2 separate regions of the Homo sapiens genome follow, and region 2 is linked to region 1. The links are chromatin loops, found by intact Hi-C in ENCODE. Cell type or tissue: spleen. All regions are shown on one strand. Links, peaks and the distances in the headings refer to the core of each region. The heading gives the core; the rest is flanking DNA. Region 1 overlaps FGFR1OP2 (FGFR1 oncogene partner 2). Region 2 overlaps TM7SF3 (transmembrane 7 superfamily member 3).

The links. A loop is a pair of places that touch in the nucleus more often than their neighbours do. Peaks named below come from ENCODE experiments on the same cell type or tissue, not always from the same donor. Only the 100,000 strongest peaks of a DNase experiment are listed, where the experiment ranks them.
Region 2: a loop joins it to region 1, with 2.0 times the contacts of the local background. A loop is called at or near these places in 12 of 110 quality-filtered maps.

What each region holds. Positions count from the first base shown.
Region 1 is chr12:26,944,593-26,961,565 of GRCh38, reverse strand. It overlaps FGFR1OP2 (FGFR1 oncogene partner 2), which reads right to left. Exons shown (of 7, transcript NM_015633.3): 2 at 7,273-7,421; 3 at 4,906-5,023; 4 at 3,823-3,965; 5 at 938-1,051. The coding sequence starts at 7,407. Among named protein-coding and RNA genes, the nearest start is that of FGFR1OP2, 15 kb to the right of the region's middle. In spleen, for the core only: no CTCF peak of the experiment used is centred there; no DNase peak of the experiment used is centred there; H3K27ac peaks cover 1,760 bases.
Region 2 is chr12:26,993,482-27,010,454 of GRCh38, reverse strand. It overlaps TM7SF3 (transmembrane 7 superfamily member 3), which reads left to right. Exons shown (of 12, transcript NM_016551.3): 2 at 7,065-7,219; 3 at 10,779-10,929; 4 at 13,593-13,713; 5 at 15,047-15,218. Among named protein-coding and RNA genes, the nearest start is that of TM7SF3, 12 kb to the left of the region's middle. In spleen, for the core only: no CTCF peak of the experiment used is centred there; no DNase peak of the experiment used is centred there.

The DNA of each region.
Region 1 (16,973 bases), core at 4,897-8,896:
GGGGTTTCACCATGTTGGCCAGGCTGGTCTCCAATTCCTGACGTCAGGTGATCCACCCACCTCAGCCTCCCAATTACAGGCATGAGCCACCATGCCTAGCTGAAGCAAGCATTTCTTTGCCTTTAAAATAGAAGGAAAAAAACTACTGATTTTTTCAGTACCAAGTCTAACAAAGCTCATCATGAGAAAAAACCCAATACTTCAAATAGGGCAGCACTTTTATAAAAGGTCATGGTAATGGTTCACTTATTTAATTATAAAATCTTCAGAGAAGTATCACAGATTTTTTAACAAGCACAAGAGGCAAGATCTGTGCTTTCAAAACTGTCTGGAAGACAAGAAGTGTCACCAACATAACCCTTGAACTGTCTTGAAATGTCTTTCATTTCTAACTCCCTGTCTAGGTTTATTCCTCCTTTATTCAATAAAGACCTGCCACAAGTGAGTTAAAAAAAAATTAAGACACAATGGAGAGAGCACTACTATACTTAATCCTAACATCTAAACAAAGGCATTTTAATTTCATTTGCAAAATCAAAGGACTACAAACTATCCACAATCTGAATTAAAACATTTAATACTTTGACCTTATGAAATCAGTTTAAAATTAATGCCAAGAAAATATCTTTGATGTCCAGAAAGGAAATGACTGTTTCACAGCAACAACTAACAAGAGCAAATAAATAAAGCGTTGGACTGAATAACCTATAAAACCTGCAAATATCTAACAGGCTGTACATGATACAATACACAGAAAATTAATGAGAGATTTAAAGTTTCTACACTGAACAGCATGGCTATTAAAGACACAACATTCTTTTAATAAATTTCATTTATTTGCTGATCTAATCTGGGAGGGAAATTCAATGTAAAAGCACTTTTAAAATGGACCCCCCTTCCATCCACACCCCAAAAGTTGACTGTTTATTTAGTGTACATTCTGATTTGCTTCCAAGTGCCTTCTCTCCAGTCCATGTTGAGGTGCTTCAAGGATGTGTCGAGATGCATCAAGGAAGAATCCTTCGGACTTGTTACGATGTACCATGTCAATCTGTAGTATAGAGTCATTATAATGTTAATACGGATATCATCCGTAATTTAAAAACTGAATGAGTGTTAGTTCATGCGTGTTAGCCAACTGTTTGAAATGTTTGCTTTTTTAAGATTTCCAAAAAGGCATCTGTTCAAAAATAACATGAAAATTAGTATTTGGGTAAAAATGAGCTCTCAAACTTTCTACTGATTTTTTAAGTATGTGCTCAAAAACTTCTAGTTAAGGGCAAAGTTCTGTATTATAACAGTCTCAAAAGGATCTCTTACTCCAATCCAAAATGCTGTTATGTGTAACTCTGTTTCTTAGCTCTAAATGTGTTGTAAAATTACTTTTGTGTTTAGGCATATCAGAGCACTAGTACCTAAACACACCCTACAATACCATACTTTTTGTGCTTTTATTATACAAGTTTCTCTGCCCACCCACCCACTTCTGCTTGTTTACCTACCTGCCCATAATTAATTCAAGGCTGGACTGAGACAGACTTTCTTCCCTTCCTTGTTACCTTTCCAGATTTTCCTTATGACAGTTAATATTGTTCCCTCTAGCGTTCCAGTAACAATTCATCTACTTTGGGATTCATCACGCCCTACCTTATAGTAGATTGTTATGTTTGTGTCTGTATCTCCCACTATACTGCAAGCTTGTACATTCATCTTATTATTTCCCATAACTAACCCAGTGCCAGTATTAATGTTTGTTTAATTAAGTCGAAGTGTCTCCTTTTTGGGAAAAATCAAAATCACAAACATTAATATGTATTAGTGAAAATTAATAACAAATAACTGAATAGTCATTTTATGGGAGGCAAGGATCATCTGAACTTAGATGAAGAATTCAATCTACATAATAAAAAAGGATGGCTTACAGCTATCTTAGGAAATGTTTAACCTTACTAATTAATAAACCAGCTCTGGTGAATAGTAAAATCTAATATATTTTAGGAAACATTTGCTTCTGTCATAGTTGCTACCAGATGGGACCTGCAAGCTATAGTTATCCTATTCTAAGCACTTTTTTTGTAATGGTATTCTTCGCTTTAGATCTTTAACATTTTATTTTTAGGTTATAAAACATACAAACCTTTTAGAAATTCTCAAGATTATATTTATCTTACAAATAATATTAAGTCAACTCCTTTTAGTGCCTTTAAAAAGTCTTAGTTACTATAGTTATTATTATACCTTTAAATTTAAATGATTTTAGAATGGTCTCATTAACAATAGTTAAATTTTGTATTCAAAAGATCACCACTTAAACATCCCTGGATTGCCATTTGATTAGGAGATGAATAGCATAATTAGAAAACATTAAACACAAATTTTTAATTTAATTTATTATTTTACTGGTTGACACAAGAGGTACCTATCATTAGGTTTTCTAATATAATAAAGGCATATAAAGAGCTATTTGATAGGTATTTAATTCTAATAGAATTAATTACTAATAAGTTAAAAACACGTACAAGCACCAAAATGGAAGAAGTATTTTAAAGAATCTAAAATGTGTTTCAATAATAGATAAATATGAAAATATGTCCTTTCCTATTTCTGTTGTAACAAATGGGGAAAAGAAGGCTCATAATCACTGTTTCTTAAATAATATTGGTAATAATAATAGTCAGCTCACCATTATCTAATACAGGTAACAGTCTAGTTTCCACAATCTAGTTTATTATTTTTATTTCATATCAGCAACTAAAACTCAGTTTAAAATAAATATGTGAGAAAGGATTATTCTACTTGTCTTCATAGCAGTTGCCATAAAATATGCCATAAAATATGGGGACATACCAAAGGGAATAGACACAGGGATGACAAAGGGATGAACAGCAGGTAAAACACTAATTTCTAACTACTTCAGCTTTGTTTCTAAAAAATGATGTCAACTGGTATACAATACTGGGGCAAGGGAGCAAAATTTTACTATGTTGGTTCTTCTCCTGAACCCCATGTTTTTTCCATTATAATAAACAAGATCATTTATAGTCTGGATGAATTAGCCTTATTCAGAAAACAGTCTTAAGAAAAATCTACATTAAACTGCTTTCAGATTTTAAAAAAGGTTTCCATTATTTTTTGTTTTTGCAAGAGAAGTCAATACACAAATTTATTAGAAAAAATGTTTCTTAAAAAAATTTCTGTTTTTTAAGAGACAGGGTCTCACTCGGTTGTCTAGATGGGAGTGCAATGGCATGATCGTAGCTCAATGTAACCTCAAACTCCTGAGCTGAAGTGGTCTATCCACCTCAGCCTCCTGAGAAGCTAGGACTGCAGGCATGTGCTACCACACCCGGCTAATTTTTTTACTTTTTGAAGAGATGGAGTCATGCTATGTTGCCCAGGCTGGTCTTGAACTTCTGGCCTCAAGTGATCCTCCTGCCTTGGCCTCCCAAAGTGCTGGGATTATAGGCGTAAGCCACCATGCCCAGCCCTTTAAGAAATATTTCTTAAAAGTATATAGCCCTACAAAAATAATGTTGAAGAGACCAGACTTACCTTTATATCCAAAATAAAATTTATTTTTCAACGTACAAATTAAAGTTTCTAAGAAACAGTGAGAGTTTATAAATCAAACAGAAAATGATATATAACAAGAAATGGAAAAATAAGAAAAAGGAGAAAATGTCAATTAAAAAGATGAAACATTCAACATCATGTTAAAATGCCATTACTAGATACCTGTGATTTTTTTCAAAAAAAATCTGAACACAGAATAATCAATCGTCTCTCTTTTCCATTTCAGGTCACATTTATAGAATGGATTACCTTGGAGTGCTGCTCTTTTAACTTCATTATTATACCCGGATCATCTTTTTTGCTAGCCATTAGCAATCTAAACATTTGTTCTCGGTACTTGCTCATTATAAGTTCCAAGGCCGACTGATGTTCTTCCAGAGATGTACGTAATTCTATCAAGAATAATATTGTATTTTATTCCAACTTGAGTTAAAAGTACACAAAATATTCTCTTCCACTAAGCAACTTATGAACGGGACATTTTAAAAAGAAAACACAATGCACAAAAATCTAGCCATATAACAATAAGAGACACCAAATGAAGTCCCGTATTAGTTTTTTGAATATTTTAAGCTTGTTTCTTGAGAATCATTTCAACAAAGATGTACTAAACAGCAATTAATATCGGCCAAGGCTCCCTCTATATTAAGGGCCACAGACCTCAAGAGTCTAGTAGAGAAAACAAGCATGTGGTAGGTGGCAGAGTGGAGTGTTAAGTCAAATAGATTTAAGAGATGTCTATGGGAAGAAACTGGTGGAAGCTTTGTAGAAGTACAGTGTGAGTTCCCTCAGTTGAAAAGTGAAGGAATGGACCTTCTAAGCAGGTAGGCATGAAAACAGATGACGTGTTTAGGAAGTGATTGGTGTTGGCAAGAGCAAAGAGTTCACAGTGAAGAAAGCTGTGGGAAGAAGATTTAAAAAAAAGGCTGGGAAATGATTTTTAGGGACCCTGTAAAAGGTAATAAGTATATAATGAAAGTTCTTAGGCAAAAGAATTACATGATCAGACTGATTTTTGAAATATCAATCTGATGGTTATGTTGAAGACAGATTGGAAGGGGGAAGAGAGACTGGAATCAGGGAGATCAGTTTGGACATTTCAGGCAAGAGACTGAGCATCTAATCTGGGGGCCAATGCAGTGGGACTGCAGAGAATGAAGCTGGGTTATTTCATAGCTAACAACAGCAGTGCTAACTGGATATTAAGGGTGAGAATCTAAGAGGATGTCAACCAGGCAGATGTTCATATGTGGGACAGGATAAAGAGCAATAAATACGATTTAGGAATATAGACTAGAAATGGGATTAATGTCAAAAAGTAACGTATCTTACCTTTGTTTTCTTGTTGCAACTCTCTGATTTGTCTGTTTTCTTGCTGGATTCCCATAACTAACGTGGACCGTGGCCGATGTCTCGCGACTTCATTAAGTTCTTGAATTTCTTCCTGATACTAATGGGGGAGAAAAACATGTGGGATGAAAATACCTGCAAATATATATATATATATATATATGATATATAAATATAAATATATCTGAAATATACATATAAAAAATCTGATAAGAGCTTAGTATCCAGAATATATAAAGAACACTTACAACTCAACAATAAAATGAAAATAACCCCATTTTTAAAAGTGGCAAAGGATTTGAATAAACATTTATCTAAAGAAGATATACAAATGGCCAATAAGCACATGAAAAGATACTTAATTAACCTAACTAGTCATTAGGAGAATGCAATTCAATATATCCCACGAGGATGACTGTAATGAAAAAGACAATAACAATTGTTGGAGAGGATGTGAAGAAACTGCAACCTTCCATACATTGTTGATGGAATGTAAAATGATGTAGTTCAGGGGTGTCCAATCTTTTGGCTTCCCTGGGCACATCGGAAGAAGAATTATCACGCTGCACATAAAATACACTAATGCTAACGATAGCTGATGAGCTTTTTTTTAAAAAAAAAAAATCTCATAATGTTTTAAGAAAGTTTGTGAATTTGTGCTGGGCCGCAATCAAAGCCATCCTGGGCCATATGCAGCCAGCAAGTCACAGGTCGGACAAGCTTGGCATAGCTGCTTTGGGAAACAATGTGGCAGATCCTCAAAAAATTTTAACAGAGTTATTATATGACCCATCCATTCTACTTCTACATATATACCCAAGAAAACTGAAAACATATGTCCACACAGAAACTTGTACACAAATATTCATAGCAGCATATTCTTACCAGCCAAAAAAGTAAAATAATCCAAATGCCTATCAGCTGATGAATGGATAAGCACAATGTGCTGTATCCTTACAATGCAATATTATTTGGCAATAAACAGGAATGAAGTACTGATACATGCTATAACATAGATGAACCTTAAAAACATTATGTTAAGAAGCCAATCACAAAAAGCCGCATATTTTATCATTCCATTTATATGAAATGTCCAGAATAGGCAAATTCAAAGAGATAGAAATATTAGTGGTTGCCAGAGACTGAGGAAAGGGGAAACTAGAGAGAGACCACTGATGGATGTAAGGTTTTGTGGTGATGAAAATGTTCTGGAATCAGGTAGTGGTTATACTGCATAACCTGCAAATGTGTACTAAAATCCAATGAACTGTACCCTTCAAAAAAGTAAATTTTATGGTATGTGAATATCTTAATAGAACATGTACAAAAGAAATGCAAAAAGATTTTCCATTAAGAAAATGAGAATCTTATTTTAAAATTGCACTTATTTATTTTCAAGGCATTCTCATGAGACACTTAGTAACATATTCATTATAACACTCCTGGTTCTTAACTTCAGATGTCAAACTCCTTTTTTAACAACTCAATACCAGATATATGTTCACTGAAGTGCCTGAGTCTAGCTGGACAGTTGGTTAGGGATGCAGGTAAATCTGTTTAGGGCAACACAGTTGTAAAACCAAATAACTAAACTTGCTCCACTATTTCCAGTAGCTTTGTTAAAAATACTATCCCAGAATTGCTTCCTTTTACAAAATAGATGAGGAGATTTGGCTGTGAATATACATTTTCCCCCTCTGATTTCCATCATAATGTCAGAGATTTTATAATTTTCTTAAATGACTTGAAAATTTTTATCAGAAGAAGGTTAAAATAGTGTCTAAACTCCGTGGCCCATGGGAATATTCTGTTATACAATAGTAAAAATAGCAAGAAGAAAGCCCTTATGTATTCTTTAATTGGTAGCACTGAATGAAAAATAAGGTAGCAAGTATGGGTACAATAACTGCACAGAGTATAAATCACATATTACCTTGCATCATTTTCAAAAGCTATTTTGTTGTTAAACAGCATCACCTAAGTACTTTTATAAAGAAAAATATGAACATTTCTACATTATACAAGACAGAACAAAATGTGTACCAACATTAGTAAAAGGTATTATCTGGTCTTTGTCAAATGTTTCTAGACCTAACAAATTCATTTATTTTCTAAACTCAAATGTGCAACTCTGTCAGCAAAATAAGTGATCAAATCTAGGGTTTAGAAATATATGTCTAGGTATATCACCTGAACACGACAAAATTAAAGTAAACCTGAAACACACAAGTCAAGCTACTTTAAAATTTTAGAGAATGTTGAAAAAAATTAGATACTAATTAGCCAGCAATACATAAATGTCAATGACTGCTTTTGATAAATGGAATGAACAAGAAAGAAAAATCAAACCTGTTTCATGGCTTCTACTCGCTTGTTGAGAGCTGTGGTTTGCTCAATCAGAGATTCTGCTGCATCGTCATGATCTCTTAATCTTTCAACAAGAGCTTTAGCGTCGGCAAGTGCCTTCTCAATTGTGCAACTCATTTCTAAAGATATATCTATAATTAAAATTAAAATCAAGACTCAAAATAAAGTCAACATATCTCTTTATTTTAGCTTCATGTCAACACAGATATGCTTCTTAAGCCACATTTGTTACAGTATTGTTCACTGTCCAGGGAGGAAAAAACACCTAAGAACACTGTGGTTTTGCTTCTGTTAGGATACTACAAACTTGAAAGTAAATTTATACTATTACAAAAAAATTAGAACACAGTTAAAAGATTTGCAGACAGAACTAGAACGCATTTAAAACACTCTAAATTTACAGTGGGGAAAAAAGTACATGTCCAAGGAATATAATGTTATATAGAAATTTGCCCTTTATGAGGGCATTCCCTATCTTGTCACTTTTGAGGAAGATCATTTGGTTTACTGGTCAGTATTCTGGGGTCAATGACTGTCTGAAAACTTTGACTGTAAGAATGCTTCCTAACCTCTGCTTGGTCAGGTGACTTGACACACTGTTCACAAACACTGCTGACCAGCCGAAGTGGCCTCAATGTGTCATGCTACATTAAAGTCTCAACCTCTTCTTGGAAGAACTTCTGCTTCTTACATAAAGTTGCATTATAATTCTAACTCTTGCATCTTCCTTAAAGTGCAAAAAAAAGTTTTGACTTAGGACAAAACTGGTAATTACAGGAAACTTCTGATATGCTAAAATCAGTAAGCAATATGTTTAAGAGTAGCTGAAAGAAATATGAGACAAAACATGAAACAGTCAATTGTCAGCTTCTTCAACTGGTATGTAGAAACCTCAAACAAAATTTTAATAATTTTAAAGTCTCTTTCCAAAACTTTAAGTTTCTCCTGAAACTTACACTTACCCTCCTTGAAATCTTTTATCTTCCTTTTTTTTTTTTTTTTTTTTTGGAGACACAGTCTCGCTCTGTCGCCCAGGCTGGCTGGAGTGCAGCGGCGTGATCTCGGCTCACTGCAAGCTCCACCTCCCAGGTTCACGCCATTTTCCTGCCTCAGCCTCCCGAGTAGCTGGGACTACAGGCACCTGCCACCACGCCTGGCTCATTTTTTTGTATTTTTAGTAGAGTCGGGGGTTTCACTGTGTTAGCCAGGATGGTCTCGATCTCCTGACCTCATGATCCGCCCGCCTTGGCCTCCCAAAGCGCTGGGATTACACGTGTGAGCCACCGTGCCCAGCTGAAATCTTTTATCTTTCTACTAAGTTTTACCTAACGTTCAATATAAGTCATCCTTTCTTCAGGGTTTCCTCAAAAAATAAAATCACACTAAATTACCAGGCCAGAAGCCACGTCTACAGAAGTTAAATTAAAATTTGGTGTAGATCCAAGTGAAGGGTTATAAACAAAGACTTTCATCAACTTTATTAAAACAGCAATTTGCCACAGAATTCAGGACTTTGTTATATACCACTGCCCTGGACTACAGATCTGTACCAACTAGTCCAATTAATGATTATCCCCTCCAATACAAAAAAAAAAAAAAAGCAACAAGTAGCAAAGAGAAAATTTAAATAACTCAACAGTATAAAATATTTCATAAAACACATCAGGCAATTTCAGAAGACTTTCTCCTGTTATTTAAATCGCCAATTTAGAAAATGTCCAATATATGATCAGACATTTCCAGAGAGCCTTAAGAAGTAAACAAGCTGGAAATTAATATAACTTCTGGCTCTCTAGAGAAAACCACCACAAGATTTGTCTTGTAAGATTCAGGAGGTTTAGATAAGGATGCTTGAAAATATGAGGAGTAAAAGGGCCATTAAAGGAACCAATATTGTCTGATACTGGCTAATACCCAAAAGGACAACTACCCAAAATCTATCCGAAGATGCCGTTCTGAGAGAGGCATTAGTGCCCAACAATACCCTGTACTTCCTCTAAATTTCCAAAGGAAATTATCTAAAACTGTAGACAGACAACTTTCTTATTTGTTAAGAAAGTTAACATAAATAGGTTAAATGGACATCACTATAACTCCCATTAATCCCATTACTATAGAACATCGGATCCTTCTGAGTAAACTTTTAAAGCTGTCTGTAAAGCAAAATTAAAAAAAAAAAAAAAAAAAAGGACGGGCACTGACTTGTACTAAGAAAAATGAAATAACCAAAAAAATTGGTTTTATAGTAAAAATAATAGTTTATAACAGATGGTGAAAGTAATAAAAGACAAATTTGAAACTCTACAACAAATTGTAAAAGATTTGAGAGAAAATAAAGTTTACCTTGGTTTAATAGAACTCAAGTAATAGAACTCTCTAACAGTCCTAATCTGTAAATGATATTGTTGGGACTACTATAAGAAGAACCCTTCTTTACACACTAAAACATAACATCTACAAATGCAATAGACAGGATCTGTTTCCAAATAAAACGCAATAAGGTCCTATATATGATCAGATAGCTAAATAGCCCTCAGTCTAGATAGTCTTCCTACATAATCATAAATCTTTTTGAGTACAAAAATAGTACCCTGTGTCCTGGGAGTATTAACAACACGACATCAAAACCCCACTGTCTATTATATTGTATACCTTGGGCTGGGCGCAGTGGCTCACACCTGTAATCCCAGCACTTTGGGAGGTCGAGGAGGGCAGATCACTTGAATTCAGGAGTTCAAGACCAGCCTGCCCAACATGGTGAAACACCGTCTCTACTAAAAATACAAAAATTAGCTGGGCGTGGTGGCACACACCTGTGATACCAGCTACTCAGGAAGCTGAGGCAAGAGAATTGCTTGAACTTGGGAGGCAGAGGTTGTAGTGAGCCAAAATTGCACCACTGCACTACAGCCTGGGCAACAGGCTGTCTCAATAACTAACTAAATAAATAAATACAAAAATTAGCCGGGCCTGGTCGGGGGGTGCCTGTAATCCCAGCTATTTGGGAGGCTGAGGCAGGAGAATCACTTAAACCCAGTAGGCAGAGGTTGCAGTGAGCCATAGCACCACTGCACTCCAGCCTGGGCCTCAGAGTGAGGCTGCATCTCAAAAAAAGAAAAAAAAAAAATCGTATACCTTAATTCAGCAGCTAAGGTTTAGCTTCCCTGCCTCCGAGCAATTATAAACCTCAACTGAATTAATCAAAGCATCTTCAGAGGTTATTCTAGGTCTTTAAACCTCATGTTACCATGCATAGTAAATCCCTATTGCTAAAGGAAACCATCCAAAATTTCTATCATTTGAGTAATCATGAAATATTGCTACTCTCTCTTTTTCATATTACCATTCACTGTGTAACAGTATTAATCCAGCAACCTTTACCTACTGCAAGGAAAATCTCATGATTGTGATTCCATAACTCAAGAAGTATTCAAGTCCAAAACAAAACTTTTGAATTTTCTAGTACCAAATCCTGACTTTACTGTTTGTTAATGGGTTTTATCTTAAAAACAAAAATCAGCAGTATCAGGCTTGATATGCAACAGGTACATCAGTCACTGTGATAAAATTCAATTTCTTACCAGAAGCCAGACTGATCAAATGACTTAACTGTGCTCCACTAAGATGGAGCAACTTACTGAAAGTAAATATATACATGAATAGGTGATATGCTTTTAGAATAATCCACTTCTCTGAAATGCTGCAAAGAAAAGAGGTTTCTCAGATATCCTTTTAAAAACAATGAATACAGGGCAGGTGCGGTGGCTCACGCCTGTAATCCCAGCACTTTGGGAGGCCGAGGCGGGTGGATCACGAGGTCAGGAGATCGAGACCATCCTGGCTAACACAGTGAAACTCCGTCTCTACTAAAAATACAAAAAAAAAATTAGCCGGGCGTAGTGGCATGCGCCTGTAGTCTCAGCTACGCAGGAGGCTGAGGCAGGAGAATAGCGTGAACCCGGGAGGCGGAGCTTGCAGTGAGCCGAGATTGTGCCACTGCACCTCCAGCCTGGGTGACAGAACGGGACTCTGTCTCAAAAAAAAAAAAAAAAAAAAAAAAAACAACGAATACATTAACTACTTGATGGCTTGATGGTAGCTGCCTAATATAACTGCTATCATAAAGGTAGAAACAATATTGTAGATACCATAGAAATACCTTAAAGTTCGTTACTATAAGCGGGATGCTTTGACTAAATGTCCTTATGCAAAAGCCTCATATGAAACTGTAAAATAAACCCATGAAGAAGTTAAAAGACTCCATGATAGATACACAAAATTTGGCCTGTCAAATTTCAAAAGAACCATTGTGACCATCAAGTTGTAAGATCCATGAAGATAAAAACTGACATAATCAGAATGGCTACTTGATAGTACCACATAACACCTCAAACAGGGCCAGGCACGGTGGCTCACTCCTGTAATCCCAGTACTTTGGGAGGCTGAGGCAGGTGGATCACCTGAGGTCAGGAGTTCGAGACCAGCCTGACCAATAATGATGAAACCTCATCTCTACTAAAAATACAAAAATTAGCTGGGTGTGGTGGCATGCGCCTGTAATCCCAGCTACTCGGGAAGCTGAGACAGGAGAATCGCTTGAACCCGGGAGGCAGAGGTTGCAGCGAGCCAAGATCGCATCATTGCACTCCAGCCTGGGCAACAAGAGCAAAACTCTGTCTCAAACAAAAAAAACCTCAAACAGATACTACTCCATGAAACATTTCATTTAAGTAGAAAAAAATGGCCACAATATTAAACACGAATGGGAAAACTTACCTTGGATAGCATAGGATACTGGTTAATTCATGCTTCATTTGTAAATAAATTAATCTGGAAAAACTGTAGGCCAGGTGTGGTGGTGCACACCTGTAATCCCAGCACTTTGGGAGGCTGAGGTGGGTGGATCACCTGAGGTCAGGAGTTCGCGACCAGCCTAACATGATGAAACCCCATCTCTACTAAATACAAAAAAATTAGCAGGGCGTGGTGGTGCAAGCCTGTAATCTGAGCTACTTGGGAGGCCAAGACAGGAGAATCGCTTGTACCTGGGAGGTGGAGGTTGCAGTGAGCTGAGATCGCGCCATTGCACTCTAGCCTGGGCAACAAAAGCGAAACTCCATCTCAAAATGAAAAAGAAAAACTGTAATGGTGAATCAACGACTAAAACCATTCCTGAACAACTTTCTGAACATCTCTAAGAAGATTTTATGGAGTTGCCTCTCTCCATGGTTTAGAAATATTTATTATTATTTTTTTAAGTTTAGTTATTTTTAGAGGCGAGGTCTTGCCATCACCCAGGCTGGAACTCCTGGACTCCAAAGACCCTCCACTTCAGTCTCCTGAGTAGCTGAGACTATATAGGTGCATGCCACCATGCCAGGCAATATTCTTAAATATTCTAGTATGTTTACGTTATGAATACCTTAGAAGAGTCCCCTACCGAAAAGACACAATATTCACAATGACTAAAATACTGTATTTTGTGTATTCTCCCAAGCGCATTCTAACTTGTCATCCAATAATATAAAAACATATTTAACTTCAATAGTTGAAACTTATACATTTCGATGATGTAACACTTTGCTTCCTTCTAAGAAACCTTGTCTTCATCATTCCCAGTCCTCAGGAAACCCCAGGCAGGAGTTTCCAACAAGATCTAACTCCAGACACGTTGTAGTCACATTTCCAAAAACTAAAGACAAAGAGAAAATCTTGAAAGCAGCCAGAGAAAAATGACATATTACTCATAGAGAACAATTTGAATGACTGTAGGCTTCCCAACAGAAATGAAGGCCAGTAAAAAGTAGAACAACACTTTCAAAATGCTGAAAGAACAGACCTATCAACCCAAAATTCTATATCCAGCAAAAATATGTTTCATATATGAAGGTGAAATAAAAGTCATTCTCAGCTGAAGAGAAAGAAGAACTTATTTCCAGTAGACTTATTATAAAGAATACTCTTCAGTTAGAAGCAAAGTGTTATCAGAAGGAAACTTAGAACATCAGGAACAAAGGAAGACCAACTGAAATTGTAAATATCTGGGTAATTATTTTCCTCTTAGTTCTTTTAAATGTCTAATGTTTAAAAACAAGAATTATAACATTTATCTAATGAGATTTTTAATTTATGCAGGCAAATATATAACTACAAGAAAAAGGGAGGAGGCTAAAAAGGCCTATACATTGATCAGATTTCTACATTTCACTTGAAGTTGTAAAAATATCAATTTTAAGTAGACTTAAAAATTTACATATATTGTAATTCCTAATAAATCCCTAAAATAACTGCACAGAGATAATAGTCAAAACTACAATAGATTAATTGAAATGAATTAAAAAGTGTTCAATAACCCAAAAGACAGAGAAAAGGCAAAACAAAGGAATATCAAAGGAACAAAAAGAAAACAAATGATAAGATGGCAGAACTAAATCCAAACATGTTAATAATTTCACTAAATATAAATGTCCTCGACATTTATATTTAGATAAGATTAAGACAGATGATCAGAATTTTAAAAGAGGACCCAACTATGCATTGTTTATATAAAATTCACTTTAAATATGATATGGGTAGGTTAAAAGTAAAAGGACAGGCCGGGCATAGTGGCTCACACCTGTAATCCCAGCACCTTAAGAGGCCAAAATCGGAGGATTGCTTGAGCCCAGGAATTCAAGACCAGCCTGGGCAACATGGCAAAACCCTGTCTCTACAAAAAATTTAAAAATTAGCTGGGTGTGGTGGCACATGCCTGTAGTCCCAGCTACTCGGAACGGTGAGGGCGCAGTCAACCCTGGCTGTGCCACTGCACTCCTGCCTGGGTGACAAAGTGTGACCCTGCCTCCAAAAAAAAAGTTAAAAGGATGGAAAAGAGGATATACTGTACAAATATTAGTCAAAAGAAAACCAGAGGGCTAATAAGAACATGAAAACATGCTCAACATAACTAGCCATCACTGAAATGCAATTCAAAACCACAATGAGATATACCTACTAGGATGGCTATAATAGAAAAGATAGTAAGTGTTGGCTAGGATATAAAGAATGTGAAATGGTATAGCCACTTTGGAAAAGTCTGACAGTTCTTCAAAAGGTTAAACATGTGATCCAACAATTCCACTCCTAGGTACATACCAGGAAAATGAAAGTATGTCAATGCAAAAAACTGTACATGAATGTTCACAGCAATATTATTCAACTGATAAATGAGTAAATATGATGTGTTCATACAGTGGAATATCTGGCAAAAAAAAAAAAGTAGGGGGGAATGATGCCCTGAAACAGGCTACAACATGGATGAAAACTGAAAAAATTATGCTCAGTGAAAGAAGTCAGTCACAAAGACAATGTATCACGCCATTTATATAGTGTCCAAAAGAGGCAAATCCACAGAGGCTGAAAGTAGATTAGTGGATGTCTAGGACTGAGGGATTAGGAAAAGGAAGGAGGAATGGGAAGTGACTGTTAATGAACATACGGTTTCTTTTTGCGCGGGAAAAATGTTCTAAAATCAATTTTGTTGATGGTTACACAACTCTGAATATACTGAAAACCCTAAAAGTGTACACTTTAAATAGGTGAATAGTATGGTATGTGAATTACATATCTCAATAAAGGTGTTATATTTAAGAAAAGAGCTAGAGTGGCTATATAATATCAGACAAGGTCAGGCGCAGTGGCCCACGCCCATATAATCCCAGCACTTTGGGAGGCCAAGGCTGGCAGATCATGAAGCCAGGGGTTCCAGAACAGCCTGGGAAACATGGCCAAACCCCACCTCTACTAAAAATACAAAAAATTAACCGGGCGTGGTGGTACACACCTGCAGTCGCAGCTAGCTGGGAGGTGGAGGTAGGAGGATCACCTAAGCCCAGGAGGTTGAGGCTGCAGTGAGCCACAATCACGCCACTAAACTTTAGCCTGGGCAACAAAGTGAGACTTGCCTCAAAAAATAAATAAATATCAGACAAAGTAAACTTCAGAGAAAAGAAAATTACCAGGGACAGAGGAACATTACATGATGATAAAATGCCCAATCACCAAGAAGACATAAGCATCCTAAATGTATATACAACTATAATTAAAGAGCTTCAAAATACAAATGCACTAACTCAAACAACTGAAGGGATATATAGGCATATCCACCCTTACTGCTGAAAAATTAAACATTCCTTTCTCAGTAACTGGCAGACTTTGTACACAAAAATCAGCAATATAGGCAAAATGAACAGCATCCACTAACTGGCTTGAATTGATATTTATGAAATGCTACAACCAACAACAGCAGAGTACACATTCTTTTTAAGTGCTCAAGATATTCATGAGGATAGATCACATCCTGGATCACAAAACAAACCTTAACAAATTTAAGAGAACTGTAATCATACAAATTATGCTTTTTTTTTTTTTTTTTTGAGACGGAGTTTCACTCTTGTTGCCCAGGCTGGAGTGCGATGGCACATTCTCGGCTCACTGCAACCTCTGCCTCCTGGGTTCAAGCGGTTCTCCTGCCTCAGCCTCCCGAGTGGCTGGGATTACAGGCTCATGCCACCATGTCCGGCTAATTTTTGTATTTTTAGTAGAGATGCGGTTTCACCACGTTGGCCAGGCTGGTCCTGAACGCCTGACCTCAGGTGATCTGCCCGCCTAGGCCTCCCAAAGTGCTGGTATTACAGGCGTGAGCCACCACGCCTAGCCAGTACAAATTATGCTCTCTGATTATAATGAAATTAAACTAAAGTAAGTAATTAAGAGATAACAAGAAAAATCTCCAAACATCTGGAAGTTAAACAATGTACTTCTATATAATAAGTCAAAAAGGAAGTTTCTGGAAATTAGAAGATACTTTGATCTAAATAAACATGAAAATACAAAATATCAAAAATTTTGGCATGTATGTAAAACTCTACTTTGAAGCAAATTTATAGCATTAAATGTTTATATTAGAAAATTAGAAAGATCTCAAATCAATTATGTAAGCCTCAACCTTTAGGAACCTGGAGAAGAAGAGCAAAATAAACCTAAAGTAAATAGAAAGAAATAATAAAGAGTAGAAATCAACGAAATTGAGAACAAGAAAGCAACAGAGAAAACCTAATGAAATAAAAAGCCAGTCCTTGGAAAAAAATAAAAATTGAAAAACCTCCTGAAAAATTAACCAAGAAAAAAAGTCAGCAGACATAAATTACTAATGGAAAGAAGGGATATCAGGAAAGATGAGACATCACTACAGACCTCTAATTCCTTAAAAGGATAAGTGAACACAATAATAAATTCCATACACATGAATTGGATAATTTAAATGAAATGGACTAATTCCTCAAAAAACACAAACTACATAAAGTCACACAAGATGAAACAGACAACTATGAATAATCCTATTATAATTATTTTAAGAAACTGAATTTGTAATTAGAAATCTTCTGCAAAAAATCTCCAGACCTGGATGGCTTCAAGGACAAATTCTATCACACATTTAAAGAAGAAATAACACCAATTATTATACAATCTCTTAAAAAAATAATAGAAAAGGAAATACTTGTAATTTTAATCTCATAAACTGATGTCAGTATTACTGATACCAAAACCAAAGAGAATACAAGAAAACCACAGACTAATATCCTTCATTAACATAAATAAAAAATCCTTAAGGAAATATTAGTAACTCAAATTCAGCAACTCAT
Region 2 (16,973 bases), core at 3,304-7,303, 50 kb before region 1:
CTTTCAGTATCTTTTGTTGTCACTCTTCGGAAGTCTCTTTCTCAACGTAATGCTTATGATGTGCCTGGAATTTCTGTGAATGCCCTGTACATGTTAGTTCCTTTCTTCCCACTAATTTTTTCGTAGGGCTGCTCTGAGTGCCTGATTGTCTTTCTTTCTTTCTTTTCTTTCAATAAGGAGATGAATGTGTGAAGCACAGGAAAGCTAATGGAAATTAATAAATGATGCTTTATTGTGTAGCCTTGGGCAGTTTAAAAGTTGTTTCCCATTTGTTTGATACTTTCAGCAGCCAACTGATGGCAGCACAGTTACCTCAATTTTACTTTGAGGGAACTGAAGCCCAGAGGAAGTACATTACTTGCCTGAGGTCACATAGTTCAGGCATCATTTAACAAACATTTACTGTATGCCAGTTAGGTGACTATACTGTGTTAGACGTTGGAACATCAAAAATGACAAAATCCTGCACAGCCAGGAATCAAACCACAACTGGTTTGGTTAAAGCAATCTTCTGAAAAAAATTGTACAATGGATGTTAGATTGCCAGGGTTACACTGCCAAAGTATTTTCACACAGATGTTAGGTTAGAGATAACTAAGACTGGGAAAAAAATACATATTTATCCTTTGCTTGTTTATCAAACACTATGTTAGGAGTTCTCAAACCCAGCTAAACATTAGAATTACATGGAGAACTTTTTATAAAAGATATATTGGTGAAGAGACAGCTAGAAATAGACATTTAAAAGAAAAAGCAGGGTCGGGTGCTGTGGTTCCGTCTGTAATCCCAGCACTTTGGAAGACTGAGTGGGGGAGGATCTCTTGGGGCCAAGAGTTCAAGACCAGTCTGATCAATATAGCAAGACCTCATCTCTACAAAACGTTAAGAAATAAAATTAAAGAAAAGAAAAAGTACATTTAAAATAGCCTCAAGAAACATTACGTATTCTGGGATGATAATCATGGGATATGTAAAGACCTCTACAGAGAAAATAACATAATACATCTCAACATTCTTTAGATAAATTGAGAAACTAAAGAAATAGAGGAATATCGGAAATTCATAGATTACAAAATTCTAAAGATAAAGATATTTTAAAGGTATCATTTCTTCCTAAATTAATGTATATATTCAGGGCCATCCCAATCAAAATCCCAGCAGGTTTTTTTGTGTGTGTGTGGATATTGACAGGCTGATTTCTAAAACTTATATGGAAATGTAAAGGATCAGAAATAGTCAAGATAAATTTGAGGAGGAAGAACAAATTTGGAGCAGGAGTTAAGAGAGTTGTAATATTTGTGTTAGGATTGGTGTCTATAGCTAGACAAATAAGCCAGTAGAATGCAATTGAGACTCTAGAAGCAAACACATATGTTCACTTGACTTATGTGAAAGGTGGAACTGCAAAGCAGTAGGGTGGGGAGATGGTGGTATTTTTAAATTATTTTATTTGTATAAACTTATGGAGCACAAGTGTAGGTACAGGATATATTGTGCAGTGAAGTCAGGGCTTTTAGTGTATCCATCACTGGAATTATGTACATTGTACTCATTAAGTAATTTCTCATCTTCAGGCCCCCTCCCACCTTCCTCAGTCTTCAATGTCTATCAGTCCACAGTGTAGGCCCATGTGTACACATTACATAGCTCCCATTTATAAGTGAGAGAACATGGGGTACTACAGGGTGGTATTTTTAGTGAAGGTTGCTGTCAAGTAGATGAACATATGAAACAATGAACTGTGACCTCTATCTTACACCATGTGTAAAAATCAGCATCAGCTTGATTTTTAGCTCTAAATGTGAAAGATAAAACAAACTTCTGGAAGTTAACATGGGAATGTATCTTCATGATCTTGGTATATGTTGACAAAGATTTCTTTAAAATGACACAAAAGGGACTAATCATAAAGGAAAAACCTGAAATTGACTGCTAAAATGAAAACTGTTAATCTAAAGGTAACAGAGTGAAAAGACAAGCAACAAGAGTGGGAGAATATATTCGCAACGTATCTGTCAGAATACTCATATCTATGATGTATTAAAAACTCCTAAAATTGAAGAAGGACAGTTCCATTTTTAATATGTGTAAAAGACTCGAACAGACTGTTTCACAAAGAGGATATCCAAATAGCAAATAAGCAAAGCAAAGGTTTCTTAACACCCATGAGTAATTAGGGAAGTGCGAATTAAAATCACAATGAGATACCACTATATACTCAGCAGATAAATGAATGATACCAGGTGTTGGTGAGACTTCTGGGCAATTGGAACACTTTCCTACAGTAAGTTGATGCGGTATACATTGGCAAAACATTGTTGGAAGACTGGCAGTATCTACTGAAGATGAGAATACCCTATTACCTGATAATTCTACTCACAGGTTCCACCCAACAAAAATGTGTATATGCGTGTACCAAAAGACATGCACAGAAAATGTTTAGAGTTATTTATAACTCTAAACCAGAAATACAGATGTTTATTAACAGTAGAACAGATAATTGTGGCATGTTATTTCATGAAGTATACAATTATGGTAATGAGTTATAGCTACCTATAGCAGCTGGAATGAATTGCACAAACATAATGCTGATTTTAAAGAAGCCAAACACACAAAAATTGTGCTGTAAATTCTATTCAATTGAATTCGTCCAAATAAATTCCTAGTGTTTGAACTTAGGACCCTATTTCCCTCTGGGGAGGAAAGAAGATGTGATTGGGAGGGGCCACAGGGGGACCACTAAGATGCTAGAATGCTGTTTAGGTGCTGGTTAATTCATGGGTGTGTAAACTTTCTGTATTTCTCTGCATAGTATTTAATGGATATTTGTTTTTTAATTGATACCTGGACCTTAGCCCCAGGGATTTTGATTTAACTCATCTGGAGAGGGTCCCAGGCAGCAGTGTTCTGTTTTTTTTTTAATCCCCTCCAGATGATTGTAATGGATAGCCAGGGTGTATAATCACTGTATTATAATTTCTTATGAAAAGGACACCTTATGGTCACTATAGAAATTTAAGAAATAAAGAAATGTGTAATGAAAAGAAAAAAAATCACTTAAAATACACCCCCAGAGATACTTCCTCTTAATACCCCTACCTATTTTGTCAAGTGACCAGGTTTTACATAATGTATACAGTGTCCCTCCCTTTTATTTCCTGGCTTCTGCCTGGTTCGCACTGTAGGCATTTGAGGAAAGGAAGATGATGAGGCATCATTTTCCTGTAGCTTTTGGGAAATCCAGGAAATAACAGATGAAAGTTGTAATTATTCCTGAAATTCAGGTATATTTCTTGAAGAAGAATTCAGAAGCAAAGACTGCAGATTAATTTTTGGTCCTAATCATTGTGTATTCTCACATGGTCTATTTGTTTTTATTTCTGGATATCTTAGACTAGAACAAGACTTTTTAGGTACAGTTTAACCATTTAAGGTCAAAGGTCATCTGTTACACTGTCACAGCAAAAACTCTCTCAAATAGATTTATTGCCTGACACATACGCTTTCTGGAATAGTCTTCCACAAAATCAGAACTATTTTATTTCTTATTAATTTATTATTCATGCTATAATGGTAACAGCCTAGATGTTCATTAATAGGAGATTGGGTGAATAATTATGGTACATACCCAGAATGGAATACTCTGTAGCTTTTAAAATGGTAAAGCTAGCATTATCTGTGTTGCTATGGAAAGATATATAAGACCTGTTAAATGGGCAATATCAAACATATTTATATCTTTTTCCATCTATGCGGAAATATGCATGCTTATATCTGCCTAAGCCCTAAAAGATATATCCCAACTGTTAGCAGTGGTGATTTCTGTACATTGTACTTGCTGGAGGAGTTGACTTTCTGTTTATTTAGCACCTTTTATAAGGATTATATATTTTCTAGAAAAATATTACCATTTTAAGGGAAAGCAAAACAGTGACAGAATGTTGAGAGAATGTCCCATTTTGTCCCTTTTTTTTTCTAGTGTGTGTTCCTATTTTATAAACATTTAAAATGTAGAGTTGGCCTGGCGTGGTGGCTCATGCTTGTAATCCCAACACTTTGGGAGGCCCAGGTGGGCGGATCACGAGGTCAAGAGATTGAGACCAGCCTGGCCAACATAGTGAAACCCAGTCCCTACTAAAAATACAAAAAATTAGCCGAGCGTGGTGGCACATGCCTGTAATCCCAGGTACTCAGGAGGTTGAGGCAGGAGAATTGCTTGAACCTGGAGGTGGAGATTTCAGTGAGCTAAGATTGCGCCACTGCACTCCAGCCTGGCGACAGAGCAAGACTCTGTCTCAAAAAAAAAAAAAAAAAGAAAAAGAAAAAGAAGGACAAGTGTAAAAAAAAGAAAAATCAGCCGGGCAGGGTAGCTCATGCTTGTAATCCCAGCACTTTGGGAGGCTGAGATGGGCGGATCGCTTGAGGTCAGGAGTTCGAGACTAGCCTGGCCAACATAGTGAAACCCCGTCTCTACTAAAAATACAAAAATTAGCCAGGCGTGGTGGCACATGCCTGTAATCCCAGGTACTCAGGAGGTTGAGGCAGGAGAATTGCTTGAACCTGGAGGTGGAAATTTCAGTGAGCTAAGATTGCGCCACTGCACTCCACCTAGGTGTCAGAGTGAGACTCCATCTCAAAAAAAAAAAAAAATCAGTTAAAATATACTCCAAGAGATACCTGCTTTTAATACCCCCCTACTTATTTTGTCAAGTCATCAGTTGTTTAACAATGTATTTTAGTTTCCATGGTTCTGTGTTTCCGTACTGTCTTTCCAAAGTTTTGTTTCTCCAAGTATTTTTGAGTTGTGATTCATCCTCATCCTGGGTGATAGGTTAAGGGAAGGTTAAGAAAAGTTTACCATGAAGGCTTCTCTAGTTGATGGCTTCAGTCTCTTCCAGGGCTTTTAAAGGTTCTGTATACTGTTCTGATGGAAGGCTCATGTCATGGGAGATAGACATGAGGATTATTAGAACATTTTCTAAAATAATATCAAAGGGCAAATTTAAGTGATAATTACAGAAGCCTTGGATAACCTTTATGAATTTGTTTGTGTCAGTTTTGATCATGGTGCCCAACAACTAGAGTGCCTAGTCCATGAGTACCTTATAAATATTGCCAAATAGGGAAAATGAGAACAAAAAGGAAAAACTGAAGATGTAGACTAGAAAAGGCAGGATAGTAAGTGAGTTGAATGCTGTGAACAGTGAAAGGATAGAAATCTGATTAATTTCTAGGAAAGCAGACTGATACTGCCAATACGGGTGGGAATTTTTAAGACTTGGAGGATGCATGATGGATGGGACCAAACTTGAAGGGCAATAAATGAAACATTTTTAGTGTAATTTACTGAAATCCATATAGTTTTATGTATAATTTGCTTTTCTAATAAAATAATCATGATAATGGGAAGGCCTGGAAAATATAAACATGTTTTTCTTGTTTCTTTTTAAAAAGAAAAAACACGTGCACACAAACTTTTTCCAGACTTCCCTACCCAGATTCTATTGGCCATTCCTTAATATTTTAACCTCTGTTCCAGCTGGAGTTTGGTCCATTTAAAATGTAAAATGTCTTTCTGGTACCATAAATAGGAAATATGCTATCTTCATTTGTCATTGTTAAAACTATTACAATTTTCTCTAGAGTTTTAGAAATGAAATTGTAACGTTTTATTCTATCATTTTTTTAAAAAAACATTAAGTTATGAATGTAATGTAGCATCACAGAGCTTAGGGAAAATATATAGAGGTTAAGATTATTCTAGTCTTAACACTATTTGTGTCTTTTTTTTGGCTGTTCTTCCACAGGCTACTCATTCTTGATTTTTTTGGTTCTGTTTGGTTTTAAATCATCCAGTGGAGCTTTCGTATTAAAAAAAAAAGTGTTGAAAATTGACCTTTTTGGGACATGGTATATAAGAATGTGTTATTAAGTTATTTAGTATCTGAAATGTTTTACCGCCCACTGACTCTAATTACCTTCTAAAATAAAACATGACAGTTCCACTATGGGACTCGGGTGAATTATAATCTTTTTTCATCAATTCCTTTTCATCTATATTTAATCTAAATCTTTTGTCTGTTTGTTTAGAATTGAACCCCCAAGACTGCTTATGTGAAACTTGGGATCTTTTCTGCTGTTCATGCAGACAGATACTGACTGTAGGATGGGGGGTGGGGTAGGAATCCAGGACCGCACAGGAGTAAAAGCAACCTAATTAAAGGATTATTTGAGAGTTAGATTGAAAAAAGATGAGCTGGTGTGCAGCTGGCAGAAACACATCACAGAGAAGTGGGGACAGAGTCAGTGAGATGCAGACCATGGAGGCAAGTAGACAGATGGGACAGGCCTGGAGGAGGTGTTGAAAAACTGTTCTTGTTATAACCTATCTTTTTTATGGACTCAGTTTGATCCTTAAGCAAACAAAAGCTCTCTTTTCCAGAATGCCTGTGGTTCACAATTTTATGTGCAGTGCCTGGTGTGGGTGCTCATTGGACATTTTTGTCAGTATTGATTTCACCTTCCTTTGCAGTCTCCATTAGACAGATGAGGAAATTGAGGCTTAAGGGGATTTAAGGAACGTGCCTAAAATCACACAGCTGGTAAACACCGGTATTAAATTGCAGCCACCTGTGTCTCTTCGGGCTACGCTGACTTCAGAATTCACTAGACGGTTATGGTTCTTTAACACCAGCACATTCATGATTGTTAGTAGCCCCACAGGATTGTCATCTTTAAATTCAGGGACTCTGTTCCAGAGATCATTGTTATTGCTGCTACCAGAGGGGAAGTTTCTCTGGGTTCCAGGAGCCTGTCTTCAGCATACCTTTTGAAATACCTCTTGCATTTTAGTTCTGAGCTCTACCATTCACTGGCTGGATGACCCTGGATGGGCTGCATCACTTTTTAAGCCACATTGTCTTTAGCAGTGAAATAGGAGCAATAACCATATTTACCTCAAGGAGTTTTTCTGAGGATTAAATTCCACATTCATTTATGAATATGATTTCTGCAAATTGATATGAGAGTACAAGTGTTGTAATGAAAAGTTTATCTCGTTGTAGGTCTTATTGAATTTTCTGTGGGGAAATTTAGATACTTCGAGCTCAATAGGCCCTTTCCAGAGGAAGCTATTTTGCATGATATTTCAAGCAATGTGACTTTTCTTATTTTCCAAATACACTCACAGTATCAGAATACAACTGTTTCCTTTTCTCCGGTAAGTGCAAAGAATTATTTTAGTAAAAATCATTTCTATATTTTGGGGGTCTGGTATTTAGTATGAGCATTAGAATTTGATATCTCTATCTCTTTTATGTTTATGATCTTATGTCTTAAATTTTAAAAAATCAAGATAGGATGTTTTCAAGTTAGTGACTGAGAGTATCTCAGGCCTTTCTTGAGTGTGGCAGTCTCTGACCTAAAAAGGGGTAATGGAGAGCTGAGCTGGGGAGAAGGGCACCCTGTGACAAATGTCACCACTATGCAGGCAAGTTTTCTTCGTGAATTCCCACCTTTTCATTTTCTTACTTTAGTGGGGCCTTAATAACTTTTACCTGAGAATATATGTTTAATGGGTTTTCATTGTTGTTTAGCTATAGTATTGAACTTTACCAAGAACCCTATAATATCAACTTTATTCTTTGGACTCTGTCACGCAAACAACAAAAAAATTATAGTGCTCAGTTCATCCAGCCCTGTGCTATGCCTCCAGCAGTATTAAGGACTCTATTATAGATGTCATCACTAAACCCCTTAACCTCAACCTCAGCCTTAGAAAGTTTTTAAAATTCTCTGGGTTAGTTTAAGCTATGAAGAGTCTGCCATTTATATAATCTTTTACAATCTATCTGCATTTAGTCTCTATGATGCCCTAGACCAATACATGCATTTCACCTTGTATGAAGTTATACTTCTTTTTATTTGTCCTAAGCCTATATTATAATATTCTGGAATTTGGTAAACAATTCTGTCTTAATCTAATTCATATGTAAATTTTTAAAATTTTTATTTTTTTTTTTAGAGATAAGATCTCACTCCATCACCCACGCCGGAATGTGGTCGTGTGATCATGGCTCAAATTCCTGGTCTTAAGTGATCCTGGAACTACAGGCACATGTCACCACACTTGGCTAATTTTTAACATTTTTTTTTTGTAGAGATGGGGTTTTGCTCTGTTGCCCAGGCTGGTCTTGAACTCCTGGCCTCAAGTGATCCGCCTGTCTGGGCATCCCAAAGTGCTGGGATTGCAGGCATGAGCCACTGCGCCCCAGCCCATATATAATATTAGAGGCATTGGTCACACTATCTTTCTTACTATTTTGTGTATTTTTATTCCTGCCTTCTTTCCCCTACCATAGAGGTTTGGAAATTGTGTGCATGTGGTTGTGCACGTGTGTGCGTGTGTGTTGTGGGGTATGTGTGTAGGGGGGTAGTTAATAGACTAGAAATGGAAGAATTCAGCTTAGGAAAAAAGGAAAGGAATAAATAGTATTAATTACAAGAGATACCGATGTCACACATACGTCGAATTTGCCCAAGTTCTTTGCAGCTAAAGCAGAAGGTAAAGCATGTTAAATTTCATAACTTCCTTAGAAAGGAAGGAGCATGCCAGTTCCTCAGGGGAGGCCAAGTTTTTTATGGCACTGAATTCAAAAGACAGCTTCCTATTCAGACTCTTACATAGGAGACTTAGTAAAATGGCACATAGATGAGTTCTTTCTTCTTCTCTTTTTTAACTAGATCTATTAAAACAATTTTTAATTGACAAACAGTGTGTTTCTTCCTAATGACATTACAGCAAGACAACATTTGAAGGAAAAGAGAGAGGATGGGTGAAATAAGGGTTTATATTTGTTGAACGCCTGCTATGTCCTAGGCCAGTGGTTCTTAAGCTCCTGGAGCCATAGACTGCTCAAGTCTATGGACTCAAATATAAATATAAAATTTCATGGGGCCCTTCAAAAACTCAGACTCTCAGGCCCCCAGTTAGGAACCCCTGTGTTTGGTTTCCATATGGTTAATTCTCATTAAAGCTCAACAAATTAGTAGTGATGCCTATTTCTACATCTGAGGAAGCAGAACTTGGATAAAGAGATGTCAGCATCACCAGTGATAAAACAGACCTAGCTGGCAGCATCTTGGGCCTTGATTTCTATGCAGAAAGGGTCTTAGTTGTCCTTAATTATCATTTTATTTCTTGGACTGCCTTTAGTTCCCACTGTTATATTACTTAGAAGATGATGGCCAGAACTGCACATGGCTCAGGAAGTGAGTGGTCTGTGTAAAGAGAAGTGCTTCTGTTTCCTGTGCCCTTCCTAATAAAGTGTGGCACTTTTGTTTTTTTTGAGTCGTGATGGCAATTGGCTCTTTGAAACTGTTGACTTGATCATTTATCAATTAATATTTGAGTCATTCTTTCTTATGCTTATCAAATTGAAACTACTCTGCTACCTTTTCCTTCCCATTTCCTTAGCTTTGATAGAACCTCTTGAGTCTGTTACCTTTTAGCTTAGCATTTTATTATTCAAAAAACTTTCCAAGCAGATGGGAGTGGGGGATGGTAGAGAGGAAGTGTGTGAGGAAGGATTAGGAAGGGGCACAAGGAAACTTGGGGTGATGCATACATTTGCTATTTTGATTGTGGTAATGGTTTCACAGGTGTCTGTATATCAACACTTAAAAGTATACTTTATGGGCCGGGCACGGTGGCTCACGCCTGTAATCCCAGCACTTTGGGAGGCTGATGCTGGCGGATCACGAGGTCAGGAGATCAAGACCATCCTGGCTAACATGGTGAAACCTCGTCTCTACTAAAAGTACAAAAAATTAGCCAGGTGTGGTGGCAGGCGCCTGTAGTCCCAGCTACTTGGGAGGCTGAGACAGGAGAATGGCGTGAACCCGGGAGGCGGAGCTTGTAGTAAGCTGAGATCGCGCCACTGCACTCTAGCCTGGGTGACAGAGCGAGACTCCATCTCAAAAAAAAAGAAAAATTATACTTTATGTACAGTTTATAGTTTGTCAGTTATAACACAATTTAAAAGGTACCTCGAAAACTGAACTCCTTGGGGCCAGGTCTCATGTTTTTGTCCTAGTGGTCTTAGAAACTAAGATAAAACATTATTTGACATAGTAAATCTTAATTCAAATTAATTGAAACACTTGGGAATTTCACTGTGCATCTGCTATTCCTGATCAAAGATTATTTTTACAGACAGAATGTTTGTGTCTTCACAAAATTCACAGTTGAAATACTCATCCTCAGTGTGTTATATTAGGAAGTGGAGTCTTTGGGAAGTGATTAGGTCATGGGCCCCCATTTAGAGCCCTCATGAATGGGATTAGTGGCCTTATAAAAGGGACCCCAGATATGTTTCTTGCCCTTTCTCTGTCATGTGAGGATACAACAAGAAGTTGGGAGTCTTCAGCCTATAAGACAGCTTTCATCAGAACCCGACTGTGTTGGCACCGCTATCATGAACCACCAGACTCTAGAATTGCGAAAATAAATTTCTGTTGTTTATAACCACCTTACCTGTGGTACTTTGTTATAGCAGCCTTAACTAAGACAATCGTATATTTTTCAAGAATGCTTTTTCCATGTATATGTGTGGGCATGTGAACATAGAGATGAAAAGAATTCCCTGGTTATTTAAGGAAGGTTTTTTTTTTCTATTTGTTTTGGGAAGATTTGGAATAGGACATGCACACTGGATCAGCTCAGTAATTTATGTTTTGGTCGACTTCCTATTCATGACAATGTTTCTTCTGGACTGCAGACTCTCCTTTCCAATTCCTCGGAAACAGGCACTGCCAGTGGACTGGTTTTCATCCTTAGACCAGAGCAGAGTACATGCACTTGGTACTTGGGGACTTCAGGCATACAGCCTGTCCAGAATATGGCTATCCTACTCTCCTACTCAGAAAGAGGTAACCCTTCTGTCTTCTCCTCCCTCTTACTCTTTGGAATATGGAATGTGTTCATGAAACTTTAAGGAAAATTATCCTATTGAGATTGTTTGTTGCAAGTATAATTTATATAATCGGATTTTTTTTTTTTGAGATGGAGTCTCGCACTGTCACCCAGGCTGGAGTGTAGTGGCGCGATCTCGGCTCACTGCAACCTCTGCCTCCCGGGTTCAAGCGATTCTCCTGCCTCAGCCTCCCAAGTAGCTGGGATTACAGGCGCCCGCCACCAGGCCCAGCTAATTTTTTGTATTTTTAGTAGAGATGGCGTTTCACCATGTTGGCCAGGCTGGTCTCGAACTCCTGACCTTGTGATTCGCCCGCCTCAGCCTCCCAAAGTGCTGGGATTGCAGGCATGAGCCACTGCGCCCAGCCTATAATCAGAAATATTTTATAGTAAGAGAATTAGCACGATGACTGAAAGCTCAGGTAGTGACTAGGAGAACATGTTTATTCATTCGAAAAACATTTAGGGAGCCCTTGGAGAAGCAGTAATAGTTAAGGCAAGACATAGTCCTTAACAGTTTAGTTGTTCTAAGCAGAAGCAGTAAGCTCGACGTCATGAAGAAAAATGATTTGGAGAATGGCACGTTGTGAGTGTGGCTGCAGCTGGAGTGTGGAGGGCCTTGCATACAATTTGAGGTTTGTACTTTATTTCGAGGTAGGTTCTAAGGAGGCATAGAGTTTTTAAGCAGAGGAATGGTGTAGTCCATTTCATCTCTTAGAAAGCTAACTCTAGAAGTAGTGTGGGGATGGATTGGAGAGGGCGCAGCAGAGTCAGGACTCAGCACAAAATGAGAAATGAGGATCTGAACAGAGGCCATGAGAGGCGGGATGGAGAAGAGGAGCAGGATTTGAGATATCCAGAAGGTGGAATTGATACAACACAATGACTGGTGGTTATGGAGTATAAGAGGGAAGCATAGGTTTCCTATTTGGGCAGCAGGGAAATAGTGATACAAAATAGGTGTAGGAACAGGGTTATGGTGGTGCTGGATGTTTTGGGAGGTGGGACGGAGTAGGTGATGACTTCAGTTTGGGACACAGTCTGAGATGCTTGTAGGACATTTGGATGGAAATGCAGAGTACATAATTTAAATAAGGGCCTGGAGTGGAGGGGTGAGATTAGATTCCCAACTAAATAGCTGTTAATAAAAGCTGTGGCAGTGAGTGAGATTATCCAGGCATGTACTTGGATATTTAGGGCAAAAAAATCATAGCAAATACTTTACTAGTGCCTACTATGTGTCAGGCACTGTTTCTGGTGGATAATAACTCCTGAGGAATAAGCACAACACTGTGGAGTAGTCAAGAAGGTAGGAAGAAAGCCTGGAGTTTCTGCCTTTAAAAGGGAGCAGGCCGGGCACGGTGGCTCACACCTGTAATCCCAGCACTTTGGGAGGCCGAAGCAGGTTGCAGGTATAATTTATATAATCGGGAGTTTGAGACTAGCCTGGCCAACATGGCGAAACTCTATCTCTACTAAAAATACAAAAATTAGTCAGGTGTGGTGGCAGGTGCCTACAATCCCAGGTACTCAGGAGGCTGCGGCAGGAGAATTGCTTGAACCCGGTGGGCAGAGGTTGCAGTGAGCTGAGATTGCGCCACTTCACTCCAGCTTGGGTGATAGAGCAAGACTCCGTCTCAAAAAAAAAAAAAAAAAAAAGGAAGTGGTAAGTTACAGTCTACGGAGAGGTCAAGAGAACTGACTGAAAGTGTCCGTATGCTAGAGCAAGTAGGAGTCAGCGGTGGCCCTTTATGAGAGTCACTTTAGTGGCACAACAGGGATGGAGGAGTGAAGGTGAGGTGAATAAATTTAGACTACTCTTAAAGCTTGGGGGTAAAGGGAAGGAGAGGGAGCGCTAGTTAGGAAAGGAGGGAGAATCCAGAAGATTACTGGAGTAGAAGATAGGAAATGTTAGCTATAACAAAAGGCTAATTACCTGATAAGAAACCATAGACTTAATTAAGGCTTGCGTCAAGGACAGTGTACAAAGAAAAATTATGAACAGAGGAGCTTCAGCTGGCATACATACCATTTGTGGTGTGGTAAAGATCCATAAGTGCAGAAAAAGGAGAGTATGAAAGAAGAGCATAGAATTTGGAGGAAGATTCCAACATGATATTGAAACATATATACACACTGTGTATCTGCATTCCAAACCTGGCCAGAAGTAGTCAACCAATAGCCGATCTTTTTAACTCTAGAGGAAAGGTTGGCAAACTACAGACCATGAGCCAGATCCAGCTTGCTGCCTGTTTTTGTACATAAAGTTTTACTGAAACACAGCTATGCCTCTTCCTGTACGTATTGCCTGTGGCTGCTTTCCTGCCACAAGGACTGGGGTGGGTAGTTACTGCAGAGACCATCAGACTGACAAAGCCTAAAATACTATTAGGCCTTTTACAGAAAATTTTGGCTCTGCCCTGCTCTAGGGCCCTGAACCTCAGTTAACTCTACCCTCTTTAACCTCAGTTCATGAAATAGTATACGACTAGAAGCTCTACGTTTATATTTAACTTCTATTTGGGAAGTTTTTGTAAGAGTAGATAGAGTTCTGTTTTTCTGAGTATGATTTGGATATGTAGGAATTGTTTGTTTAGTAACTTCCCTATTTCTTATCCAGATCCTGTCCCTGGAGGCTGTAATTTGGAGTTCGATTTAGATATTGATCCCAACATTTACTTGGAGTATAATTTCTTTGAAACGACTATCAAGTTTGCCCCAGCAAACCTAGGCTATGCGAGGTACGTCTGTCTCCCATGTCTGAGAAATGCTTTTAGAATATACATGACGACAGTTGTGTAGATTTGACCAGCTCTCTCAAGTCCCTAATTCTCTGTAGTAAAATTGAGTTAATTTTTGGGGGGAATTGATGTAATTTAAACTTCACTATTAATATTTGGACTGTCATTTACAGTTAATATTTTCCCACTTCATTCTTGTGAACTCTTTTTATTTGAAGAGCCAGATGTGAGTCTATTATGAGCTTGAAAATACATCCTGGTTTTTATAAAGCACTTTAAATATAGATAGCACTCAGTAGCCCTGAAACATCCTTTTATTTTTATAAAGATTCATTGTTTTAATTAAAGCTGTGCCTCAGTTTCTGCTTTAATAGTAATGATAGCTAACATTTGAGAACACTTGAATGCTTCCTGTGCATTGTCCGTGGTGCTGAGTGTTGTTATGTTCTTTGCCATTTAATCCTAACAATTTTATGAAGAAGGGCAATTGCTGTTATTTTACAGAAAGTTTCCCTAGGGGTTATGGAGGTTACCCTACTTGCTAACAAATGACAAATCTGCTATATTCTTCTTCTTTTTTTTTTTTTTAAATCAAAGATGAGGTCTTTCTATGTTGCCCTGGCTGGTCTTGAACTTCTTAGCTCAAGCAATCCTCCTGCTTCAGCCTCCCAAAGTGCTGGGATTACAGGCATAAGCCACTGCACCCAGCTTTTTTTTAAAAAAAATTTTTTTGCCTCCCCAGAGCTGTAGTATTTTACTCTAGGCCTGACTGATATCAGAATCCAGTTATGTAATCACCTTTGCCTGTTGGTGTTTGTCTTAGTTTGTGGTGCTGTAACAAAGTAGCACAGACTGGGTGGCTTATAAACTTCTTTCTCATGGTTCTAGAGGGTAGAAGTCCACGATCAGGATGCCAGCACAGTTGAGTTCTGGTGAAGGTTCTCGTCCAGGTTACAGACTGCTGGGTTGTCATTGTGTCCACACATGACAGAAAGAAGGCTAGAGGGCTCTCTGGGATCTCCTTTATGAGGGCAGTAATTCGATTCATTAGGGCTTCACCTTCATGACCTAATTACCTTCCAAAGGTCCCACCTCCTAATATCATCACACTGGGAGTGAGGGTCTCAGCATATTAATTTTGGGGAGACACAAACATTCAGTCCATAACAGTGCATTACTTTTCTTCAGAATACCAATTGTTGCCACTGCAAAAGGTGAACTGTTAAATTGTAATTATTGTTGCAAGTGTTTGAAATTAGGGCTCTTGGTTCCTTTTTATAGATGGGACTTGCACCACAAGAGACTGATGTTTCATTTTGTTGGTTGACTTTAGAGGCGTAGATCCCCCACCATGTGACGCTGGGACAGACCAGGACTCCAGGTGGAGGTTGCAGTATGATGTCTATCAGTATTTTCTGCCTGAGAATGACCTCACTGAGGAGATGTTGCTGAAGCATCTGCAGAGGATGGTCAGTGTGCCCCAGGTGAAGGCCAGTGCTCTCAAGGTAAATCTGAGTCCCATGATTTGTGTGGCTGGATTGTGACACCTTTGTCAGAGTTGAGAAGGGGAGAAGCTACCAGGATCTTATTTCTTTACTCTTTTCTCCTTTTTGGGGGACACTCACTTTATTCTCTTTTGTTATCATCTTGGGAGTCTTTGCTGGTGATATCTCAAAATGATGTTGGCCTTTGAGGAGATGCATGTAAATTATGTTACGTTTTAGTTGCAGCCACATCTGTGACTTGGTAATCTGAAATGTGAATGGAAGGAGGTGGTAATTTTCTGTGTACTCCCACGACTACTGGGTAAACATTTTTGGCAAGTATGAAGATTACATTGTTTTGAGAAAAAAATAATGAGAAACTGCTTAAGGATATACACATTGGCATTCATATTTGAACCCAAACTCAAAGTCTAACTTGGAGTAAAATTCTTCTCTGAGCTTTTGAATCCATGTAAACCCTTGCTCCCCAGGTGTGGACCATGGACCAGTGGCATTGGCATCACTGGGGAGTTTGTGAGAATTGTAATTCTTAAACTCCACCCTGGAACTACTGAATCAGAATTTGCATTTTATATCCCTCAGGTGATTCTGACTGGGTGCAGTGGCTCACGCCTGTAATCCCAGCACTTTGGGAGGCCGAGGCGGGTGGATCACCTGAGGTCAGGAGTTTGAGACCAGCCTGTCCAACATGGTGAAACCGTGTCTCTACTAAAAATACAAAAATTAGCCAGGCATGTTGGTAGATGCCTGTAATACCAGCTACTTGGGAGGCTGAGGCAGGAGAATTGTTTGAACCCAGGAGGTGGAGGTTGCAATGAGCCCAGATGGTGCTGTTGCACTCCAGCCCTCAGGTGATTTTTATGCATATTAAATTTTGAGACTCACTGCAATAGATCATTTTTGTGGAGGGCAGGATTTTATCTTTATGTCTTGAAAAGTGCCTAACAGCAATATAATATATGAGGTCATCCTTCAGTCTAATGGTTGATGGGTGGAGTTTTTCTAGACAGCGTCATTGTGCTTATTCACAAAATAAGAAGCTCTGTTAGTAAAGTTTATTAGTTGCTTTATTAGATATGACATTTTAATACTATTATTATTTTTATGAAGAATATAAGAACTTGTATAATAGGCTTTTTGTAGGTTACTTTTAAACTTTTAGTTAAAAGAATATTTTGTACCAGAATGTGGGGAAACCCTCAAAGACTAATGAGGGTATGTCAAAGAGATTCAGGAGCCTGTTTGAAGGGGCTTGCACTGCCAAATTTGGGGCAGTTCAAGAATCAAGAAAAAGACTGTGGTTGTCAGCCTTGAATAAATACAAATGAAACCTTCCTCAGTTGCCACCACTGGAGGAGACTCTTACAGCAAATTACTCTAAAAATTGATAAAGAAATTTAGCTTGCCTTTTTAAAGGAGGAACTAATTCTTCCCCAGTTGGTGAGAGAAAGCTCTTTGCAGAAGAGTGCTGGCTAATATATGTAGAAGAAATAATAGAATTAGATGATCACCATTTTGTGACCCTCAATGAAATAATTCCAGCAAGGATCAGCAGGTGAAAGGTTTTTGGGGAACAGGATATTTCTAGGGTGTCTAAGTAGCATCCTTAGATTAATTCTCATTGTAAAAGGAGAACCACTTTAACATGGAGTGACCTTATAGTCTCCACCTATTCCAGGTGGGCAAAGCTAGTTTCACTGAAAATGGATCAGCCTGTATTACGTGCTTATGTAGTGCAGTCTGACATTATCACCA